Regions from separate parts of the Mus musculus genome. Here regions 1 and 3 are each linked to region 2. A link is a loop called in an ENCODE intact Hi-C map of the cell type or tissue named here. Cell type or tissue: left cerebral cortex. All regions are shown on one strand.

Region 1 (8,000 bases), 110 kb before region 2:
GAGTCAGAACATTTGGACTTTGTTCTATCTAACACATGCACCTAGCAGCTGACATACAGTGTATTTCACTGTTTCCTTCTTGATCAGAAAGAACACAGGAGAACTAAAAGCACAGCTGAGAGAGAATTGCTTGCAGGTGGGAGGAGTTCCAAGCGTGCCAGAGTTACCAAGTGCAGCACATTCCTGTGTTGGCTGTCAATCTTCTTTAGGAAATATTGGCAAATAACAGTTATAAACAATACCAATATGCAACTAAACAAATACCAAAATTAATACATCATGTACCATCTGGGTTCATTAAAAATATAAAAAAATTATGTGTGTGTGTGTATCTCCAAATCAGTACTTCATCACAGATTAAATCATAGTAAAGGAAGACAGGCTGAAGCCGGGCGTGGTGGCGCACCCCTTTAATCCCAGCACTCGGGAGGCAGAGGCAGGCGGATTTCTGAGTTCGAGGCCAGCCTGGTCTACAGAGTGAGTTCCAGGACAGCCAGGGCTATAGAGAAACCCTGTCTCGAAAAAAACAAAAAAAAACAAAAAAAAAAAAAAGAAGATGGGCTGAACTGATAGGGGCAGAGGCCACAGGAATGTCACCGTGACATCAGCATTTCTCAACAAAGAAATCCCGTTGTACACTAAGATTGCTTACCTGTGATGTGGTAGTGGTTCCTGCAGAGGCTGAGGTATTGGGCCTAATTGTGACAGTTGCAGTCCTGGGCTGGAATGAAGTAAAGGTTTGCTGGCTTGGACCTGTAGTCGATGGAATGATCCCCAGGACCTTCTGCTGTACCTGGACCATGCCTTAGAAAGAGATGAAGAAGACATGAACCACCCCCTTCAAAGAAAGGCAGTGGGTGCTGCTGGTGTCTGAGGAGGAACTACGTGTGGCGGGTTGCAGAGTGGGCTACACAGAATGTGACACCTGACGACTGAAACCAGTGAGGAGGAGATGGAGGATGGCGACAGCATGATCTGGCGAAGGTGAACTCAAACTCTGTGCGGTTGCTTCCCTTACCTCCTTGTGTTGCTGGCACATTTACAGCGACAATCTTGCTGTTTGCAGGAAGTGGCAATTTGGTAATTACTTTTCCTGCCATAGTGACGGGACTGCCCGTAATTTGGAACGTCTGACCTGTGCTGGCAATGGTGGTAGCAGAGGTGGCAGCTGTGCTGGTGGCTAATGGGGTATAAGACATTTAATAAACTTTAGATTTAAATAACCAGCAGCGAAGTGACTTCTAGGAAGGGCACCGATGCACGAAATGCAGATCATTCTGTATTTAATAAAAACACCCCTGCTCCAAGTGCCCTGGCTATGTGGGTACTGAAGGTGAGGACTGCAGAGAGGAGACGCACAAAGAGCAGCTATGACAACGACTGTCCAGCCTGTCTGCGCAAGCAGTGGCAGAGGCAGAACCACACTCTCAGGAAATGAAGGTTAGAAAATGCTTTTCCCCACCCAGAACAAAAGCAATGTTCCACTCATTCACCCTGGCTCTACCTGAATTGGACTGGCCTTGCTTCACCCACGTGGCAAAAGTTTGATGGAAGTTCTTGTTTTGCTGGAATGTGACTGTGGCAGGCGAGCCGACTTTTGTGGCCAGCACCATCTTTGTTCCAGGGGTGACCGAGCCACTTAAGGGAGCCACCATCACCTTCTGGGCTGGAGAGACAGTGCTGCTTGTGTTGTTTGCTGGGGACGTGGTGGACGCTGCGATGACTGCAGGCTTCTGCTGCTCCAAACGTTTCTGAGAGTCAAGAGAGGAAAAGTGAACTCCAGTTCTCCATGGCAACCCCCATTCTGTAGGGTTTGCCAGATGTTGAACTTGCAAAAGGAAAACATACCTGTCGAAATTTACCCCAGCCTCTATTTCCAGTGCCTACATCATAATAAATTAATCATAAATAAGAAATTTAAATGATCAAAATGTTCTATACAACATCCAGTGAGTGAGGAGGGAATGGGAAATCTTCCTGGAGACAGGATACCTGTGACTCTTAATCAGAGCAGGAAGAGTGGGCTGGGCCTGACAGCATTGCTAGCTTAGATTATTCCATCATAAACAGCAGGATAGTAGTTTTTACTATTACTATTCAGGTCAGCAAACTTGTCATCAAGTTAAATGGAAAAGTAAAAATAGTTTTGAGACTCTGTTACTGTTATTTATAGCCAGGGTCTGACTCTGTAGCTCAAGTTGGCCTGGAACAAACGCCATGTGATCTTGAACCTGGGGCAATCCTTTTGCTTCAGCCTCCTGAATACTGGGAATACTTCATGTACTATGTAATTAAAGGCACTTTAAATGCTTTATACAGAGGGAAATCCCATCAGCATTACTGGGGACACCACTCAGTTGGCAGAGTGCTTGCCTGGCACGCACAAGGCCCCGGGGTCATTATTCTGCACTGCAAAAAATTACAATGAAAATAAGTAAAACCAGGGTTAAACTGGGTGTGGTAGACACATGAGTAATCCCAACTCTGGGACCAGCCTAAGCTTTAGTGTAGGATCCACTCTAAAAAACCAGGCCCAGCCTCATGGTACATGCCTTTAATCCCTACACTGTGAGGCAGAGGGAGGCAGTTCTTTGTAAGTTTGAGGGTAGCTCTATGTATAGAGTTCTGGGACAGCCAGGACTATACAAAGAGCCACTGTCTCAAACAAAACAAAACAAAACAAAACAAAACAGGTACAAAAGACAATTCAACTCGCATGTTTTAAATGAAAGGCTATTTGGATTTATCCACAGTGGTCCACTAAGCCACAGCTCAGGCTTCCATACAATACGACTAGTGTTTGGGCAGTACACCTCATGTAGCAATAGTTGTCACCAAAATCAGTTAGCTGGCTTTGTAAATGCTAAACATGAAGAAACTTGGCTGACAGACAGGCTGTGCTAGGGACCCATGGACCCAGCTCACGATGGAGCTGTGATGAAGTCCATTTACATACACTCAAAAGTATGAGGCAGAAGGGTTGCCTTAAATTTGAGGATGCCTGAGATATAGACCAACACTGTCTCAAAACCACTAACAAGAGCTGGGCATGGCGGCTCATGTCTGTAACTGAAGTACATGAGAGACAGAGGCAGGAGGACTACCGTGAGTTTGAGGCCAGCTTGAGCTACCCACTGAGGTATGGGAGAGCCTGAGCTACTGTGACACCATGCTCCAGACTCTATGGAGCCCAGGGCGTCCCCAGGCGTCCCCTCTCCTCCACCATCCCAGGCACTCTGCTTGCATTGCTTTGGCAGACAGCCCATATACTTGAACAGAACTGGAAGGATGCTATCAGCGCTTATTTCTCAGCTTTTTTTTTTTTTTTTTTTTAAAAGATTTATTTATTTATTATATGAAAGTACACTGTAGCTGTCTTCAGACACTCCAGAAGAGGGCATCAGATTTCATTATGGATGGTTGTGAGCCACCATGTGGTTGCTGGGATTTGAACTCGGGACCTTCGGAAGAGCAGTCGGCGCTCTTAACCACTGAGCCATCTCGCCAGCCCTATTTCTCAGCTTTGTTCTGCATACTTAGAACCATCATCTGATCCAATTAGTTCAAAGGAAAATAGTAGCAAAGAAACAACACATAATTACAAGTATTGCACTAAGAGAAAATGCATTAAAAGCATGAAGAGCTACTTGAAAACAAATTAAAAAGTGGCGAACTAGGTTGTGGTGCAGAGATGACAAAATACACCTATAAAAGGGAGGAAAGAACAACTAGCCAGTTGCTATAGGAACAGATGCCAGTTGCTATAGGAACAGATGCTTATGCTTTTCTGTACATTTCCTAAGCTGAATTCAGCACATAATCCAATAGTGCTATTTCTCCAAATTTCAAGTGAATAGACAGATGCAGAATAAACTGAAAGACAGGTCAGAGCTTGAAAAACATGCTTTATAAAACCTTAAAGCCTAAAAAGTAAGTGTTTTTAAAATATATGCAGCTGGGGCTGGAGAGATGCTCAGGACAGGGCTGCTCTTAAAGGGACCAGAGCTTGTTCCTAGCACCTGCATAGTGGTACAGTCATCTCTAACTCCGGTTCCAGGCATCTGACACCCTCTTCTGGACATCATTGGTACCAGGAGTGCACCATGATACACAGACATATGCAGGAAAAACACCATACCCATAAAATAAAAATAAACGTGTACCTATGTCAACATTTCTGTTGTAAACCCACGCTAAGTGTTCTCTAGATTTACACTTGCAGAAGCAAGCACAGCCCTCTGATTCTTGGATACAGTACATGGGTCACCAGACAGGATGCTGAAAAACCAGCAAACGACTTGTCGAGGAGCATTGATTCCAATCAACTGAGAGCCTTGGTGAAGCTTCCTCCTTCACAGGCTTCACTGGAGCTCAGCAGGAAAAGAGTCTTTAGAGATGACTCAGGGAACTGTAACAGCAATCAGAGGCCACAATGTCCCACCACACTATGCTCAGTTTGCAGAGGTGCAGGGTCATGGATCACTGAGACAGTTTCAAGAATGAAACATGAGGTACACTTGACTTTAAGTATCCCACGTGAAGCCATAATCCCGGGCCTTTCGTGTTCCTGAATTTGGTTAAGAAGGTCACCCTGCCGTGCAGTGCCTCCCGGGAAGCTGCCCTGCTGCCCACTGACCTTGGTCTGCTGCTCTGCTGCTTGAGCCTTTTCTTTCTCCACTCTGCAGGGAAAAGGAGCGACTCATCAGAAACCGTTCACAAACGAAATCTGGTTGACTTGGCATCACACAGAGGCATGAACTGTTTCTTTTAAATGAATGTTTAAGGTAACTTAAGAATAACGAAACACACTAAATGTAGAAACAAGGCTTACACCAACTCCCCCGAGCTAGCATATACAATCAGAGGGTAGAGGAGACCGCAGAAGCTCCCATGTGACCAGGTGTTAACTGTTACCTCTCAGCAAAAGCCCTGATCTCCCAGAGCTCCAGCTCTTCTTCTGCTACCCAGCTCTCAATGATAACAGGGCCCGTCTGCTTGGGGGTCTCTGGTCTCTTTGGCCGAAGTGCACTTGATCGGAGGCCCTTCCGCTGAGGTGTGGGTGTTTCTTAGTGAAAGAAAATCAGAATGTTTTCAGCAATAATGTTCCCATGGAGTTCTTCTGACATCTATCTCATGAGGCATGGTGGATGGCAAACGACATCTTTTAACTTGAGATGGGCTCTGTTACACAGCCCAGGAGGCCACCACCAGCCAAACTTTTCCCTTTAAAGTGCCAGATATCGGCAAATCCTTGAGATCACAGAGGCCAGGTGGTCCACACTGCAAATCTGGACCAAAGTGCCTGGCTCAGGAGAGATTAAGAGCACTGACTGGCTGCTCTCCCAGAGGACCGAGGGACAATTCCCAGCACCCACATGGCAGTTCACAACTGTCTGTTACTTCATTTCTAGAGGATCTGCACAGACATACACGCAGGCAAAACACCAGTGCACATAAAGACATGTCATTTTTAATAAGAATCAGTGAAAAACAGTGTCTGTGCTACATGTAGCCATGTTACAATCAGAGTCCTTGTGAAAGCAGAACAGTGGCCATGAGTCCTGGGACAGGGCTTCCTAGCCCTGGCAAAGGCTGGGTGAGCCGCACATAACAACCTTCCCCTGCCTGGAACTCTGTTCCTTATCCTCTCTCCACGTGTGACTAAGCAATTCATCGCTGAGACTCAAAGACAATTTGCATGTTGGCAGTTTTCTGGCTGTGACATTGGATAGAGAAGAGAAGAGTAATTCCTGGCAGTAACCCTGCTCCAGGGACCGCTTGAGGATGCCCCTTCCTTGGCTCACCAGGAAGCAAGGCCAATAGCCATGTAGGCGCTGGGAACTGAACCTAGGTCCTCTGCAAGAACAATAACAACTGCTGAGCCATTTCTCCAGCCCCTAGTCTGTCTGTTTTTGAAACAAGTCTCACTCTGTAGGCCAGGCTAGCCTAGGACTCACGGCAATCTCTTGTCTTGGTGGTTGTTCTTCATGTTCCTCAATACAGGAGCAGTCTGCAGTGTCAGGTAGGTAGCCAAACCTCAATTAACAGAACACTCGGCCAAAAGGCCAGCAATGATATATTTTCTTCTATGTTACCTTTTGGTGCTTCTGGAACTCCAATGGGGCAAATGATCTTCCTGATACAATACTCAGAACGAATGCCATAAGGGCCCACATCACGCCTCTTAATTATCTCAGTGGTTGTGATTTCAGTTTCAGATGTTTCTGTGGGAATATGAGTTGCACACTGTTACTAACCACCTGGACTCTGTATGAGGAAGCTCAGGAGCTGCAGCCTTTGGCTCTCCTTTAAGGCAGTGAGTCTAAACCTTCCTTTCCCATCCCCTTGGGTTATTAGTGACCATCGCTGCTGGGTTACAACAGCTGAATTTCTTGGCTTCCAGTGGCCGCTCGCAGGTGGTCTTAATGTTTGTTTTTAGGTTAGGGCTCTCAACTGTGCTGCTTAGGCAGGCCAGCCCCTTCCTTTTTGATGCCCAAGGTGGCCTAGAACTCAATATGTCAGCCCAGGATGGCATCAAGTTTGTGGCAATCCTTCTGCCTCAGCATAAGTAGCAGGAAGAAGAACAATGATACAGCATCCAAGGTAGCTTCAAGAGGCAGCACTCAGTCAGAGCAAGGCCAGGGCTCCAGGATGCCCCGGGGAACTGGCTGAGCACACTGGATACTGAGTGCCACTGGAACTTGAGTTGGGGTATGTGTGCTGACTTACTTATAATCTAAACCTTGCCCCTTAACCTTAATTTGATGGCATCCAGAAAACTTAAGCAAGAGTAAACTTCTATAAAATAAGAGAAGTATTTAATAAATTGAGTGAACAGCACATGACTTTATTGCATGGCTAGGGGACAAACTCAGAGCCTTTCACATGCTAGGCAAGTGCGACAGCCACAGAACCAACCCACTTCAAGTTTCTTCTGTTGTTTATTTCATTTTATTTTATTTTGAGACAGCTTTTCTAGCTGGCCTTGAGCTCAAGCAGGTCATTAATTAGATCCTCTTGCTTTGGCCTCCAAAGTAGATGGCATTATAAACCCGTGCTGCCAGGTCTGGCTACCTTTTCGGCTACTCAGCCTTATATAATCTAAATTGGCCTTGAACTTACAGGTTACACACACAGCACTAGGACCTAACACAAGTCCTCATGCATGAGATATGTATGCACTTCAGCAACTAAGCTACATCCTTAGCCCACAGCTTTTACACTTAAAATGCAATTCCCTTACCTGTCCGTGTAGACCCTCCTCCTGGAGGAGCCTTGGCTGCCATGTCATCCCATCTCAAACTGGCCCACAGCAACCGTAACATCAGGCTCACTCCAGCCAAGGACTTTACCGTCTGTAGTCTATACCTGAAAGAAAAACCCAGATCAACTACAAACACACACACACTCTTTCACACTTTCTTCTCTTCCTCTCTATAAAACTGAAGGAGATGTTTCTGGCACTGACTACAACCTTAGTGCTGCGTCAGACTCTGGCATTACAGTCTTTAAAGTAACACATTTGGGCTCCCAGGATAATGTGCACTGAACAATTTTAAATCAGTGAGACTCATTTCCAATGCCACAGAAATAATATCTAAAGTATTTTATCTTAAGACTTGATATGACAACAACTTATAAAGATCTTTATATTAGTCTATAATGTATCTGCATGAAAAATACAGAGAAAAACAAAATCAGTAACTGTGTTACTAAATTTGATAGGAGTATTGAAAAAATCATGATGAATTAATTTTTGCTAAAACAAAACAAAAATCTGAAAATGTTTATATTTTCTCAAAGAGTAAAACAAACTAAAACACTCTGAAAGACCTTTTCCAATTGAACAGAATTCTGAAGTTCAAGCTGGCTTTTCCAAACATGAACCACTGCTCATGAGCACCACAAACACTATGAATGTACCAGTGCTGGGGAAGGTTAGAAGAAATCCATTACCAGAAATATACGGTCCTGCATCCGCTCCTCGGATGAGAAGGGAA
Region 2 (8,000 bases):
CAAGGCTGTTCTTGGCTACATGAGCCATAGGACACATGTCAGAACAAAATTAAGCCAGAAGAATCAACAAAAGACTCCCCAAAGAAAACAGATAAAAATGGCAAGGGGGGCTGGAGAGATAGCTCAGTGGTTAAGAGCACAGACTGTTCTTCCAGAGGTCCTGAGTTCAATTCCCAGCAACCACATGGTGGCTCACAACCATCTGTAATGGGGTCTGGTGCCCTCTTCTGATGTGTCTGAAGAAAGTAATGGTGGTGTACTCATATGCATAAAATAAATAAATCTTAAAAAAAATGGCAAAGGAAAGCAGCTCTGAGGTAGTATGTTTGCCAGGTATGCATATGATCATGGGTGTAATTCACCTACACACACACACACACACACACACACACACACACACACACACACACATACACACACACACACACACACACACATACACACACAAGAGAGAGAGAGAGAGAGAAAGAGAGAGAGAGAGAGAGCGAGCTCACACAAGTGAACAGATTTAATAATTGAAGGCAGCATTGACTATAATGCATTTCTTGTAAATACTGAAAAACACACAGGAAAAACAATTTAACCACGCCTTAGTTTCTGCTTAGCATATGTCCCTGATGGACACAGTGCAGTGGAAATGATTTGGAAGGATACAGCAGAGCTGCTCGCTTTGGTGCCACAGGACATGAGGTCACAGGGAAGGAGCCGGGCTCGTGTGCTGTGTCTGCAGGCTTATCATTTAACTGCTGACTATCTTCACTGCAGTTCCCATCTTCAGGTCCAAAGCCATTCTGAACAATTTCAATTTGCTCTTCCATTTCCTTTTTCTCATCTTGTGTGGAATCACTATAATCAAAAACTGACTCCATGTTGATATTACTGTCTCGAAGACAGTCATCACCAACGCTATGATGTTAATTGAAAGCAAGAGTTAATTCTTCTCACAATTCGAAACTTCTGTAAATTCATTTTCTAATCCAAGCATCCAACACCTCAGAAATCAGACTTAAATGATGTCAAGGGACTGAAAGCACAGGATCTAACTTACCTCAAGAAAAGTTTTAAGCAAGCACAGGTGGTGGACTCAGGAATGTCAGGGAACTGCTGTAGACACAGCTGTAACATCTGCACATCTGTGTGCTCTAGGGCAATCTCCATCAAGTCAGGGCATAAGCTGAGACCAGAAGTAATACAATTACTACAATTTTATATTTAAAAAATCATTAGTAAATTACAACAAAAAAAGTTTATTTTATGATTGTTTTGCCTGTATGTATGTCTGTGTACCACACATGTGCCTGGTGTCTCTGAAAGTCAGAGGAGAGCCTGGATCCCTTGGTACCAAGCAGGTCCCGAGAAAATAAATCCAGGTCCTTTGCAAGACAAGCAAGTTATTTCCAGCCCCAGTGTTTTTTGCTTTTGTTTTGTTTTTTAAAGAAGAATCACTATGTAGTCCAGGCTGACCTCAAACTCAATCTCTCTGCTCTGACCTACTAAGTGCTGGGCTTACAGGCACATATCTCAACATTGTCTTAATGTCTTTCTTTCAGGTTCAAAAAGCAGTTAAATGCTGAAAGCAAAGTTCGGGAGGCCATTCAGGTGGAAGAGATCTGAACAGTGGACCAAGGATGCTTAGGGGACTGGGCTATGGGCCACTTGTGTGGTATCGAATCAAGAATCTGGCTTTCCTCTGTCCATACCCTGAGAACATACATGAAGTTGAGCTGAGCAATAACAGATCAGTTTGTTTCATAGAGGAAATTTCAAGAGGTCATTTAGTTTGATACTGAGAGACCACCTGTAACTATTAAAGAGATCAACACCCTTAACTAGAAACCGTTTAAGCTAGAATGGACAACAGGAAAGCTGTCCCAAGAGCAGAACATCATCCCTTATCTAGTGAATATTCAGAGTCATTTAAAGAAGTCTACACTGAAGGAGTTCCCTGCTCCTCAAATCCAACTGCCCAGCAAAATGTTTCCCTAGGGCCTGCACAAATGAGCTGATATGGCAGTGGTCTGAGCCATTTCTTGAACTCAGCAGCATTATCATTGCAGTAATAGTCTGAGGGCAAAGATGTGGAAACTGAGGCAGGCAATGTATGGTGGGATTGAAGTCTCTATAAAGAGGACTCACAAACCCACTGTGCGAAGCTGTGAAGGTATGGAGAGGTCTATGTGGTGAAGCCCATGTCATCACAGCAACAGGAAAGGAACTGAGACTACTATCATGTCCAGGCAGCAATCTCTGGTGAGCTATGTGAGTGGTGTTAATTTGTACATGATCACTTATGAGTGGATGTTCATAGAAGTGTGTGCCCGAGTCTGTGGAGGCTCCAGAGTGATACTGAGTGGCTTCCTCTACTGCTCTTCACCTTATAAGAGGCAGGGTCTCAAAGAATCACCCTCATTGTTGAAAGTAAATTTACTCTTAAGTGGGTTATTAGTGTCCAATAAGCATGTGATTATATTAAGGTGGTGGTAGCGGGAAGATAATCTTGATTCCACTGGGAATCTTAGGTTTTCGTAAATTTATTGGGAAAATAGTTTTTCCTGTACTGCTGATGTTTCTTTTTGGTACACAGTATCTTTCTAAAAGAAAAAGCATGAAGGAGAATTGAGGTGTGTATACATTCCCCAGATGACCAGCATTGTATTCGTGAATACTATGTATCTGGAATGAGCAGCGTGCAGGCTGTTAATTTTTCAATCTGAAGTAAAATACTTTCAAGGAAAAAAAAAGAAAAAGAGGCAGGGTCTTCCACTGAACCTAGAGATTGAAATTTTGGCTAGTCCTATTTTTATCTCTCATACACTAAGATTGCAGGTGGGCTGCCATACCCCACCATAATTTTATGGGAGCGCAGGGAGGCCAAACTCCAGTCCTCATACTTCACTTGCTGAGGTACCTCCCAAGAACCAAATAAAATAAAACAAAAACCTACAAGTACAAACAACAAGATTAAAAAAAAAAAAAGGCTAAGTCTGAAGCAGGAGACACCCACACCCACCTGTAGGAAAGCACGTGTGTTTGGATGAGCTGTGTCAGACAGTTCCGGGGGTAAAACGATGGCTCGGCTTTACATCTTCCCACAAGCCCTGCTACTAAGTCTCCAATTATAGTATGAAAGGCAGGTGTTGACTTCGCCAAAAACTTACGGAGTTCTACTTCAATGTGCTTTTCTGAATCTTTCTGAAAGGGCAGAATTAAACAATTTAGCCTGAGACATTAAGAAATATCAGTCTGAACTTAAAAAAAAAAAAAAAAAAGAAAACATGAATATTCATGTAACCCACTCAAGCAAGTTGACAAATTGTACAACACACACACATACACACTACAGAGGAGGAGAAATCTAAGGGTTTATAAACCCAGTTACTCAGACTACATTACAAACACCATGTGGACTCTCACATACAGGAAGAGCACAACAGCACATCACTAATTTTATCAGATAATAGAGTCAAATAAGGCAAAGTTTGGTGACCACTCTGACAAAGTTAAAATGCAAATGTTCACCATAGCTAACAATAAACATTAGAACATGAAGGATGGCACTGGAGAGATAACTCAGCTGTTAAGAGCACTTGTTTGTGCATATGATCTGGGTTCAGTGCCTAAAATCTACACTGTAGCTTACTTAACTTCCCAGGCACTCTGGTGCTGTGCACTCATATACTTAATGAGCATACACATTGAGTTCTTTCAGTCCACCTCTGTATGGGTCCCAGGGATCAAACTTGGCCACCAGGGCTGCAGGACAAGTGCCTTTACCAACTGAACCATCTCACCAGCCCCATTTCTAGCTTTCTTTTTAAAAAATTCTCCTTTATTAAGTAGGCAGTGATAGCATATGCCTTTAATCCCAGCATTCAGAAGGCAGAGGCAGGCAGATCTCTTGAGTTCGAGGTCAGCCTGGTCTACATAGCAAGTTCCAGGACAGTCAAGGCTACCCAGAGAAATCCTGTCTTGGAAACAAAAAACCAAAAACCAAACCAAACCAAACAACAACAACAACAAATCCAAACAAGCCGGGCCGGGCAGTAGTGGCTCACTCACGCCTTTAATCCCTGCACTTGGAATGCAGAGGCAGGCAGATTTCTGAGTTCGAGACCAGTCTGGTCTACAGAGTGAGTTCCAGGACAGCCAGGGCCACACAAAGAAACCCTGTCTCAAAAAAAAAACAACCAACGAAACAAACAAACAAAACCAAACAAACAGAATTACCTTTATTATTGATAAAAGTTGTTTGAATCCTGGAACTTCTGGCTGTAAATTTGTTTCAACTTTTTTTCTCCTAAGCTGTAAGTAAATAAATTTGTTAGGTTTTCTAAAAATGCAAAAGACCTATCAAAACATCAAGACTATGAAACAGATTAGAATACTAGGTATGATCATATACTTAGAAAATACATATTCAGGATTTATTATTTAAAAATTATATTTGTTTTCCCTTGGGACTCAGAGTCTCTCTCTCTATAGTTCTGGGTGTCCTGAAACGCACTATGAAGTGCGTGGCTTGACTCAAACTTAAGATATCTACCTGCCTCTACCTTCCAAGGGCTGGGATGTGTCACCATGTCCAGCTATTTTTATTTTTTGTGCAAGAGTATTTTGCCTTCATGTGTGCATGTGTAGCATGTGTGCATGTGTAGCATGTTTAGCATGTTCAGTGCAGGCCACAATGGAGGCCAGAAGAGGGGGTTGGATCCCTGAACTCTGGGCTGCTATGTGGATGCTAGGAGCAACACCTGGTCTTTTATAAGAGCAGCCAGTACTCTTAACCACTCAGTCACCCCTCTAGCCCCAATATTTTCTCTTTTGTTTCTTTTTTAAAAAGATTTATTTATTATACATAGAGTTCTGCCTGAAGGCCAGAAGAGGGCACCAGATCTCATTATAGATGGTTGTGTGCCACCTTGTCGTTGCTGGAAACTGAACTTGGGCTTCTGAAGAGCAGACCTCCTCTTAAGATTTTCTTCCCGCACAGGCCAATGTGCGTCTCCCTGGGGTGTGTGTGTGAACGCAGGTACCGGAGAAGGCTACAAGAGGACACTGGAGTTATAGGCAGCTGTGAGCTGTCTCAATCAGTACTGAACCTATATTTAGGCCCTCTGCAAGAGCAGCAAGAACTCTTAACTGCTGAGCCAGCTCTCCAGCTTCAATACAATATTTTTTAAAAACAAGATTTATTTATAAATAAAGTGCTTTTATTAAAAATCTAAAATTAAGCTCATTGTTTTTTGTTTGTAACTTAGGCTGGACTGGACCTCACTAGGCCCAGACTGCCCTCAAACCCGCAACCCTCCTCACTCAGCCTAAGTGCTGGACTTAGAGGCTTGAATCACATCCAGCTTTGGTTTTAGTGGTTTTGTTTTGTTTTTTTTTATCTGGACACCTCTACACTCAGGAAGATATTACTGCTAATTGCACACTGGCATATTTTCTACTTGGGACTTAGTTGATATCACACACATCCTTTAATACTAACATATACTGGGGCTGGAGAGAGCCCCACTGAGAACATCTGTTGTACTTGCAGAGAACCTCAGTTTGGTTTCCAGTACCGACGTGGCAGTTCACAACTACCTACAACTCTAGTTCAGGGCATCTGACTCTCCTCCCCTTGCCTGGTGGAGCACGTATATACTTGGGCACATGAACATAAAATAAATAACTATTTAAAAAAAATTAACATCTAGAGTTGCCAAGTATCAGTTTGGGTAAAAGCTGTACAGTTACAATGCTGAAGCCGTTATTAAAAATCAAGATGTAGCTGACAGCTTTAATCCCAGCACTCTCGGGAGGCAGAGGCAGGCGGATTTCTGAGTTCGAGGCCAGCCTGGTTTACAGAGTGAGTTCCAGGACAGCCAGGGCTACACAGAGAAACCCTGTCTCGAAAAAACAAAAACAAACAAACAAAAGAAACACACAGGAACATTTACAATAATACAGCTTTTCCTTGTTTTTTTTTTTTTTTACATTCGCACTAACATTTCTCATCCCACTACTGAACTTACAGTTCTTGACTGCTCTGCACCGGAGGACCCAAGTTCATATCCTGAACATGTTTCCCAGTTTACAAAGTGGGGCACAGAATGAGTGCCTAAGGAAATACAAAACATAAAATTACTGGATTATTTTGATCTAATATCATCAAAGCAATGAACAGCAAAGGAAAACCATTTATGCACAATTTAAGAGAGGTCTAAGCCAAGAGGTGGAGGTGCACGCCTTTAGTTCCAACGCCTGGGAGGCAGAGGCAGGCAGATCTGAGTTAGAAGCCAGCTTGGTCTGCAGAGTGAAGTTCCAGGAGAGTAAGGACTATACAGAGAAACTATGTCTAGAAAAACCCAAAGAAAAAAGGAACCAGGAGCCAATAAAATGATCTAAGAAAGTAGAGAGGGTTCTACCTGACTCTTGTGTGTGCTTGAGTTTTCCAAGAGCGCCTGCTAGAGACGATTCTTCACACTTGTATGGAATCACAGTTAGACTTTTTCCATGTAGCATGAATAGTACTTCCCCATGATACCAGAGCTGAAAGAAAATAAGCATCCATTTTTCTAAAGTCTGACTGTTGCACATACACTCACAAGCCCCTGCCCTTACTTTCCATTACTGTCCACTCACTGCTGCCAGTCTCATCTTCCCATGACCCTGCTCCACACTCATATCTCAGACAAATTTAAGTCTAGATCCAGCAATGAAAGAAAATCCTAGCCAAGCATGGTAGCGCACGCCTTTAATCCCAGCACTTGGGAGGCAGAGGCAGGCTGATTTCTGAGTTCGAGGCCAGCCTGGTCTACAAAGTGAGTTCCAGGGCTACACAGAGAAACCCTGTCTCAATTACCCCCCCCCCCCAAAAGAAAAAGAAATAAAGAAAATCCTAAACTGGGCGTGGAGGCACACGCCTTTAATTCCAGCACTCAGGAGGCAGAGGCAGCCGGATTTCTGAGTTTGAGGCCAGCCTGGTCTACAGAGTGAGTTCCAGGACAGCCAGAGGTATACAGAGAAACCCTGTCTCAAAAAAACCAAAAAAAAAGAAAATCCTGATTTCTAAAATTTTCATATACTTTTCCTACAAATGTGATTCTTCTTTATGACCCAAGTTCCATTATGTATATATTCTACATTGTCTTCATCCATTCAGTCATTGATGGACACATAGGTTCATTCTTTTTTAAAACAAAAACCCAATCAAATGTAAGCTCTTAGGTAACAAAATCAACTGTAATTCTAGTTTTCCTCAGAGGAAAGAAACTTAATAGAACTAACTAACTAAAACAAATAACTAAGAGAACGATGGCACATGTCTATAATAATTCCGGTACTGGGGAGGTGGAGGCAGGAGAATTGCAAATTTGAGGCTATGCTAGGCTACACAGCAACATCTTACCTCAAGCAAAGACCCAAACTCAAACCCCAACAAAACAGAGAAACCAAACCCAAACCCAACAAACAAACAAGAAAAAAAAGTCAGACTTACCTGCCCACTGGTTCCTTGTGGCAGCTCTTTTGACGTCTGTAATGTTTGAAACTTTATGTTCCATATGGAGAGGCACTCTATAATATAATTTACAGAAGTTCAGAAACAGACCTAAACAGAAACACAAGCTATTCTGGCATGAAGGAAGGAGGCAGAGGGAAACACACAAGTTTGCTTGATGTATACAAAAGAGTGGCTGCCCCAAGAATTCAAACAGATGAGGCACAAGGCAGGTAGAGAGTGGAAAAGCCCCACAAAGTTCAAGATAGCAGATCTGAGTCTGTAATTAAAACAACATTCAAGAAGGAAGTCTAGGACCAGATGACCTCACCATTGAATCCCAGCAATCATAAAATCAGCACCAAATTATTTTAGAATATAGAAGAAGTCCTAACCCTCTTGTGGGCCCATGTTACCCTGAGGCCAAAGCCAGCACACACAGGCATATACATGTATGTACACACACAAACACACAGAAGCATGTACTAACAGTACAAAATAAATAACACTTAGC
Region 3 (8,000 bases), 97 kb before region 2:
TGAAAATCTGTTTTTCCAGGATTCTGTACTCAGAGCTATACAGCGCATGAGGCTCTGAGTTTGATCTCTGGAACCCACAAGACAAGTAAACTGAATGCTTTTATAATATGCAGAAAACAAGCTGGTTATGGTGGCACTGTTATCCCAGTATTGAAGAGGCACAAACAGTAGATCACTGTATGTTCAGGGCCAGGCTGGTCTACACAGTGAGTTCCAGGCCATTCAGAGTTACATACACACACAAACCAAATCCTAGAAACTTAGTGTTAAATGTTCAGAACAGCTAAAAAGCAGAAAAGCTGAATTATCCATTGGTCAATGACTGGACAGATGAATTATGGTCTACCAACACAGTGGAGTACTCTTTGGTATACACTACGCCGTGGATGAACCTTGAACACATCGCGCTGGATAAAGGAGGACAACAGACTGCCTATGCTTACTCAACTGAAACGTCTAAAACAGGCAAGTCCACAGAGAACAGACCAACAGGGTGGGATCAGAAAGCAACATCCTTTGGCATGATGAAGTGCGCTGTGTGAGAGAGAGGCTGTGTGTTTGCCAGTGGGAACCTGACCTGGTACTCACCACCCCCTGCCTCCTGCCCCTGCTTACCTTGATCCTTCTTCTCAGGTTCCTTAGACAGCTCCATTGCCCCTGCGGCGGCTCCAGCTGTGGCATCTGCATCTCTGGTCTCACCTTGTTCAGAATCACATTCTGTCTTCATTTTTTTTGGACTTCGTGGACTTTTCCTTTTCTCTGACTCATCTTTATTTTCATCTGTATTGTTTTTGGCTAAAAAAGAATCACATGTATGGTCACAGATATTCTTAATATTAGAATTTTTAAAAGATTCTTTAATTTATGTCTTTGTGTCTGTATACGTATCTATAGTGTGCAGGTGCCCTGAGAGGTGAGAAAGGACAAAGTAACTAAACTATGGTCTCTGCAAGCCACTCCTAACCTCTGAGCCACCACTACTAGTATTTTGAAAATAATATTGTAATCACAGAGTTGAATATTTTTAAAAATCATTTTCTCTCATCTTTCGTTAACTAAAATTCAAATCTATCAAAGCCTTATAAATAAAGGTAATTGAAAAAATCTTTAGAGTTTATGGGGCTGGAGAACTGGTTAGGCTGGTTAAGAGCACCTGTGGGTTTTGCAGAAGACCTGGGTTCAGTTGCCAGCACTCATAACTAACAGTGGTTTAAAGTCCTTTCTAACTCCAAGGCCAGGAGACTCAATGTCCCTTTTCTGGTCTCTGCGGGCACCAGGGATGAACACATGGTACACTTATATACATGAAGGCAAAATGCTCATATACATAAAATATAAATAATCGTAAATTTTAAAAAATGAGAACATCTACCTAGTAAATCAAAACAGTACTTCCCACACACTATTAAATGTTCCTGAGGACATATTCATTTAAAATACGGTCAGTATACTATGAAATCTGAAGACGTGGTCTTATTAAAAATAAATAAGCAAACAAACAAACAAACAAACAAATATTTCACAGGATAATGATGGCACACACCTCTAATGCCAGCACTGGGGAGGCAGAGGCAGGTGGATCTCTGTGAGTTTGAGGCCAGCCTGTGCAACAGAGCAAGTTTATGACAGCCAGAGCTACACAGAGAAACTGTTTTGAAAAAAGAAAAACAAACAAAAATCCTCAAGACCATAAAAACTGGAAACATTAAAGATTTCGTATTAACTGTATATACTAAAACAGCTGCTTGCTAACCTCCATCCAAGGGCTTTCTGTAGTTTACATTCGTGTTTCCTGGTAACTTGGGAAGAAATCTGTAAACGTGCGTCTTGCTAATCCAGCTCCAGCCGCCGTACCCTGTCACTCGGTACTCCTCACCTTTCTGTTTCCAAACCTGGCAAATATGGAAATGTAACGGTTAAGGAAATGCACGGAGTGTGAGAAGCGCCTGTCAAACACAAGCGAAGGATCAGGCACACTGGGCCAGACGCAGTGGGAAGGGAAGACAGGCACAACATGCCCGACCCTTATGGACCCACATGGTAGGAGCGGGAGAACCAAGTCCTATGAATTATGCTGTGACCTGTGTGTGTGTGTGTGTGTGTGTGTGTGTGTGTGTGTGTTCTCCTTCCCTTCACATACACATACATTTTCACATAAATAAAATTATAATAAAAGATGGCTGGAGAGATGGCTCAGGGGTTAAGAGCACTGGCTGCTCTTCCAGAGGTCCTGAGTTCAATTCTCAGCAACCACAACCATCTGTAAAGGGATCTGATGCCCTCTTCTGATGTGTCTGAAGACAACTACGATATACTCATATACATAAAATTAATAATTTTAAAAAATTATAATAAAAGGTTCATGCAAATTAAATTTACCAAACAACTATATTTTCAGTAGCAATCTAAAGATTTGTGAAAGAACTTACACTTCTATTAAATTTAACAATGTTTTTATCTCTATTACTAATTTCAACAAATTGGTCTCAAATTCTGAGAAAACCATGCTTACATGTGTTCACACTGCCTCATTAATTAAGATCATGACAAAGCAAAGCAGATCAGCCGCATTCGGAACCCCACGTGCACCGTGCCGACCACGGGGACAGTTACCTGGTGCTTCACTGGAAATGTGTATTTTACCCATGTGGCCTGCTGCATTGTCTCCTCCTCCTCTTGTTTTTTCTCCTTTTTTTTAACTTTCTCTTTTTCTTCCCTTTCAATTGATGTCATCCTATGTAACCTGAGAATACACAGATTTAAAAAAAAAAGAATCCCATTTAATTTTGGAAAATAAACAAAAAAGATATGAAAACTGAAAATTAGGAGGAAAACCAGAGATTACTTAGTTACAACTCTATGCCCAAGATGCTCAACAGACAGAACAAGCAGATGATCATTCCCTAAGAGATTAAAGCGCCAACCCTAACCCAACACTCACAGTCCATAAAGGCCTACTATAAACAGAACCGATGCCACACAAGCAACTCAAGACAATGGATTTTAGCCAGAAAATACAGACTTGGGACAGCTTTCATGGGGTGCAGAGGAGCCACCAACCACAAATCCATCCTACTGCTTCATAGCTTCTTTGAAGGTAAGTATCACACTTCCAAATTCCTAGCCAAACTAGGAGGGACCAATACTGTCCCTAAGGAAAGAAGCCACCACCGTCTATCTGCCAGCCGTTCACATCCATTTCCTGCACAGCGCCTGTCTGGGTCCTTTCTCTCACTAGTACTGGACTATTGGTTCTTTCACTTATACAAGGTCTTTGCCAATTGAGGAAAGCTTCCATTGTGGTGCAAATGTTTCCCCTCAGCTTGCCATCTCTCTTTCGAGTTTGATTACAATAATGGTTCTCCACTCAGAATTTTAAAATATGTCTGTCCAATTTCCTTCTCTATGGCACCTGGGTTTTATATCCACTTAAAAGGAATGTATCAGAACAAAAATATAAATTAATTCACCCTTTGCCTCTCTTCTATTAGCACGTGGGTTTATTCATTCCCTGAAACATGTCCTCTTTTGTAATGACGCGCTCGGGGTTGCACAGCTGGGCTTCCATGGCCCAGTTTAAGCACTCGCAGGGAGCACTGCCAGTTTAAGCACTCGCAGGGAGCACTGTTCGGCTTCCTCAGACCAGGAGGTATTTTGACAACTGCAAACATGTTTTTATATTTGTTGAGACAAGGTTTATGTATATGTAGCTCAGGCCGGCCTCAAACTTAATTGTCCAACCTCTATTACATAAAGATGAAGTTAAAGGTATGTGTACCTCAATTTAATACCTATTCTTTAAATAATTACTCTTTTAATGTGTAGATGTGAGAGACTGCATGAGTTTATGTATACCTCATATTTATAGGGGCCCATGGAGGCCAGAAAAAGACATCAGATCCTCTGGGACTGAAGTTACAGACAGACAGTTAGCACGTGAGTGCTGGAAATGAACTCAGGTCTTCTGTAGAGCAACCAGTGCTCTTAACCATCGAGCCATTTCTCTCAAACACTGTTTTATTGTTGGTTATTTCCTGAGACATGATCTCATGTATCCTATGATGGCCGGACACCTTGTCTCCATGTCCTAAGCACTGGGATTGAAAGTATGTGCCACCATGCCTGGCTTGTTACTTTCTGAGATTCGATCTCACCAAGCTTAGACCCTCAGGCTTGGCAGCTGGAGCCTCTACCCACTAGACCCAAGACTTTGACAACTACTTTATCTATTTGTCTGTGTGCACATTTGTGTGTGTTTGGAATGTGAGTGCCTGTGTGTAGGTGAAGGGTGAGCTCTCAGACACCATCAAGGAACTATTTTTGTGTCATACATAAGGGTGGTCAATTCAGACATTCACAGCTGATCACATACAGAAAGCAAGTGTCTGTGGACTCCTCAGTCACAAATGGAACATCTGCATCACTTCACTTCCTCTAAGGCTTAGGGCCTATCTCAAAAAAGAGGGCCTATCACTTGTAATATCGTTTGCAAGATGGCTCAAGGGGCAAAGACACCCGTCAAGAATAAACCAACTAACAAAGAGAAACCCTGTCTTGGGGAAAAAAAAAAAAAGAATAAACCATCTATTCACACACATGGCACACACAAGTACACACACACACACACACACACAAATTTAAAACAACAAAACCATATTTGGTCTCATCTTCACTACAGTTCTGTACCCTATGAATTATTGTAGACAGGAAAAGACAGTCTTTACCATGAACTCTCGGGTTTTTCCATGATTATGAATTATCTAGCATTTCAGAAGTCTCCACTACCCACCATTCCCAAGGCTCAGGATTTACTCACCGGGTATGTCCTAGAGACTCCCGCCATATTGGCAGCATCACAACTGGCTTAACTGCACACTCCAGAATTGCGAGAGCCAACGCAAACTCTCTGGGTTTACTACACATCTGAACGGCCTTGATCCAATTAGCCCTGCATTGCAGAAGGAAGAAATCACGTCACTCGGGTGCTCTTAAGGAGATTTTATACACCAGGAGCAGCACCAGGTATCACTCAGTCTCTCAACTCCTCAACCTATACATTCCTAAAGAATGTTGTAGAACATTCTTTAACTCTGGTCTCCACTTGACTCTAGGGATAAAGTTCTGACACCTGAAGCTACCCAGATGTGAGTGCTGCATTGGTACTTCTGACCCACACACATCTTCAGCTTCCTGCCCACTGAGACTTCACTGAACTCACTGGTATTAACGCTTTAAGGGACACACTATAAGGATCAATTTACAGGGAGTTAGCATTCTTAATGCAATAAATTAACGTCAGCGTCCTTTACCTGTGTGAAGCCCAATTGGGGTGAAGGAAGGATGAAGGAATGTTGCTCTCTAGCTGTGTGATGGTGAGTCTCAGGGTTGAGATGGTAAGGACTTTGGACCCGTGAACAGACCCGTTCCATTTGAACTCCCCAGCTGGAGTGAGACAGAATTTATGTGCAAGATGCCTCCTCTTATCATGGTCTTCTCTGTGCTGGTGTTTATTCAGAGCAAATGAATTGGTCGAGTATTGATTGTGGTAGACTCGATACTTCCCTTCTTGTCCCAGCTTAAAATAGTTGTTGATGTTCCCTTTCATGACCACCTCCTTTTTGGTGCTCAGCCGTGAAACCTCTCCTTGGGAGTTAACCACCAGCACCTAAAGAGGAAAGTAAGTCATTGTTTGTGTCAAAGATGCAAATTTTGTCTGGCCAACTGTCTTTCAATAATTGTAAACATTCCAAACAGGTGACATCTATGACTAAGAGACTGAAGTTTAATTGCTAAATTTGGGGGGTATGGGTTGTTAAAAAAGAAAGAAAAAATAAGCTACATTTCAAGTGAGGTTGGAGCTGGGCTGGTGTTCATGCCTGTCGTCCTAACACTCAAAAGGCTGAGGGGGAGGACCATGAACTCAAGTCTAGTCAGAGCTTCAAAGCCAAGCTGTCTCTAGGGTGGGGAACACAAAGGACCTGTGGAACAGCTCAGTGGGTACAGGCACTTGACAAGTCTGGTGACCAACTCTAATCTCTAGATACCACAAGGTGGAAAGAAAGAACTAACTCCACAAAGTTGTCTGGATTCCCTTCACAAATCTGGGCACTTGTGTGCACACCACACACTAATAAAATATAAGTTAAGCAAACAAAAACAAGGTGGGTGGCCAGGGCAACACAGTAAAACAGTAGCTTAAAAAAACAAAACAAAAAACTAACAAAGGAGAAATATATGCAATAAAGCTGACTCTGTAATGTCTTCTGCTCACTGAATTTCTAATAAATAGACTAAATTTGGGTGTATAAGTGTATTTACCATAAAACAAGCCTAACAATGTTGCTCTTGGTACTCACTACAAGAAAGAAAATACAATTCAAAACTAGATCTATACATTTCCTATACCTACTTTAAAGACTCAAGGGTGTAGTCCACATGTGTATGCCCGTGGGAACTGACACATGAGTGCGGGTGCCCCTGAAGGCCACAGGCTTCAGGTCTCTTGGAGCTGGCGTTGGGAGGTGCCCATTGGAAGGGCAACTGTCTCTCCAATGCACAATTGTAACCATTCACAGTGCACAGAATTTTGTCTTAAATAGAACACACCTCTTTCCCCTCCTTAAACAATTTATTTGCTTCATGGGCTGCAGCTGCCACCTGCTGACTCTTGAGCTGACTGAGTTTGCTCTCCGGGTTCCTCAGTCTGGTGATGATACGAGTGGACCCAGATGTTCCTTTCCCAGCTCCAGGGGACTCGGAAACTTCTCCATTGGACTTCTCCAGTCTGAAATCACCTGTTATTAAATGAAAAGGCCACGAAGTGATGTGGACAGGAAGGAAGTAACTACGAACGCCTCACTTATCCAACACTCATGCTGTCTATATTAAAGTCCGACAAGCAGGCAGACAATGTCCTTCCACAGGCCAAGCAAACGTTATCAGTCCTTGGTTTCCTCCAGAGCAAACACCAAAAGCAAAAAAATCCATGACTTGTTCATTATTTTACCGAAAAGTGGTAACTGTTTTGAAACACATCTACTGTAAAAGAGGGACCCCCAGAAACTTGCAAATAACAAACATAACAATCTAAATGCAAAGATGTTGCCTTGATTTGTATGTTCAAAAGAGAGTTAATTTTAGAAAGATTACCCACTGAACTTAAGTAGGAATAGTCTTAAATCTTAAACATAAGTGACAACTGAATTTTTCTCTACAGAAGTTGCACAATTATATATGGATAACTCATTACAACAATTATCCTCTTAACATGAGAATCTCTCAACATCTGCTTTTGATGGAGAAAGATGTAAATGTCCAGAAGCAATTTCTGCTTTCTATATGCACAGAGTTCATGTCAGATAATGAACACACATACCCCAGCTACTCATTACAGTATATTTTCCATTGGCCAGAAAATTGAACAAGACCTGATTTTTTAATTTAAAGCTTAAAAAAAGAAAATAAACAGTATAGCATTGGTAAATCTAAGGATGGGAATTTACCACATTATATAGATGGTGGTACTTTAGGCAAGTAAAGACAGATGCAAATGGGGGGTTGTTTACCATTAGTAGGCTCAATGTGTCCCCTCCCCACCCTACCCTCTGGAGAGGTTAGTCTATCCACTTTAACTGTATAATAGGACCATGTGTCCTGCCTGTGGAAGCAACTACAGCACCCAGACAGAACTGGACAGAGCAACCCCCATCCCATGAGGCCACTCTCCCAGTCAGGCATCACCCTATTCCATGTTTCCGTTTTTAAACTGGCTTCTCCTCTTGGCTCCCCTCCCTTTCCCTTTCTCTCGTAGAACTGAATGGAGAGCTCGCAAGCTGGGTAAGTGCTCTGGCTCTGGCTGAGCCCGTGTAGGATTCTGCTTTCCCTGTTAGTGAGGGTGTAAGGTAGAGGCTCTAACTTACACCTCGATGACAGAAAAACTGTGGCTTGCAGGAAACAATAATCCACAACACCCTGAAGCAGAAGAGTAAATTCCCAGGAAG

Evidence for each region. A loop is a pair of places that touch in the nucleus more often than their neighbours do. Peaks named below come from ENCODE experiments on the same cell type or tissue, not always from the same donor. Only the 100,000 strongest peaks of a DNase experiment are listed, where the experiment ranks them.
Region 1: it touches region 2 in a loop (2.4-fold over the local background); 4 of 42 quality-filtered maps call a loop at or near these places.
Region 3: it touches region 2 in a loop (2.2-fold over the local background); 5 of 42 quality-filtered maps call a loop at or near these places.

Annotation. Positions count from the first base shown.
Region 1 is chr11:107,061,032-107,069,031 of GRCm38, forward strand. Bptf (bromodomain PHD finger transcription factor) reads right to left here. Exons shown (of 28, transcript NM_176850.3): 12 at 7,244-7,368; 13 at 6,096-6,224; 14 at 4,915-5,065; 15 at 4,637-4,679; 16 at 1,505-1,751; 17 at 653-804. Among named protein-coding and RNA genes, the nearest start is that of 1810010H24Rik, 39 kb to the left of the region's middle. In left cerebral cortex, a CTCF peak has its summit at 4,086 (motif pointing left); DNase peaks (open chromatin) are centred at 3,159, 3,758, 4,020, 4,467 and 1 more place; H3K27ac peaks cover 2,532 bases.
Region 2 is chr11:107,172,556-107,180,555 of GRCm38, forward strand. Nol11 (nucleolar protein 11) reads right to left here. Exons shown (of 18, transcript NM_133702.3): 8 at 7,487-7,563; 9 at 6,414-6,537; 10 at 6,021-6,106; 11 at 4,228-4,302; 12 at 3,011-3,192; 13 at 1,049-1,174; 14 at 655-906. Among named protein-coding and RNA genes, the nearest start is that of Gm39425, 13 kb to the right of the region's middle. In left cerebral cortex, a CTCF peak has its summit at 4,891 (motif pointing right); no DNase peak of the experiment used is centred here.
Region 3 is chr11:107,075,907-107,083,906 of GRCm38, forward strand. Bptf (bromodomain PHD finger transcription factor) reads right to left here. Exons shown (of 28, transcript NM_176850.3): 5 at 6,607-6,794; 6 at 5,310-5,665; 7 at 4,817-4,948; 8 at 2,614-2,743; 9 at 1,754-1,892; 10 at 616-795. Among named protein-coding and RNA genes, the nearest start is that of Bptf, 52 kb to the right of the region's middle. In left cerebral cortex, no CTCF peak of the experiment used is centred here; DNase peaks (open chromatin) are centred at 3,556 and 7,817; H3K27ac peaks cover 320 bases.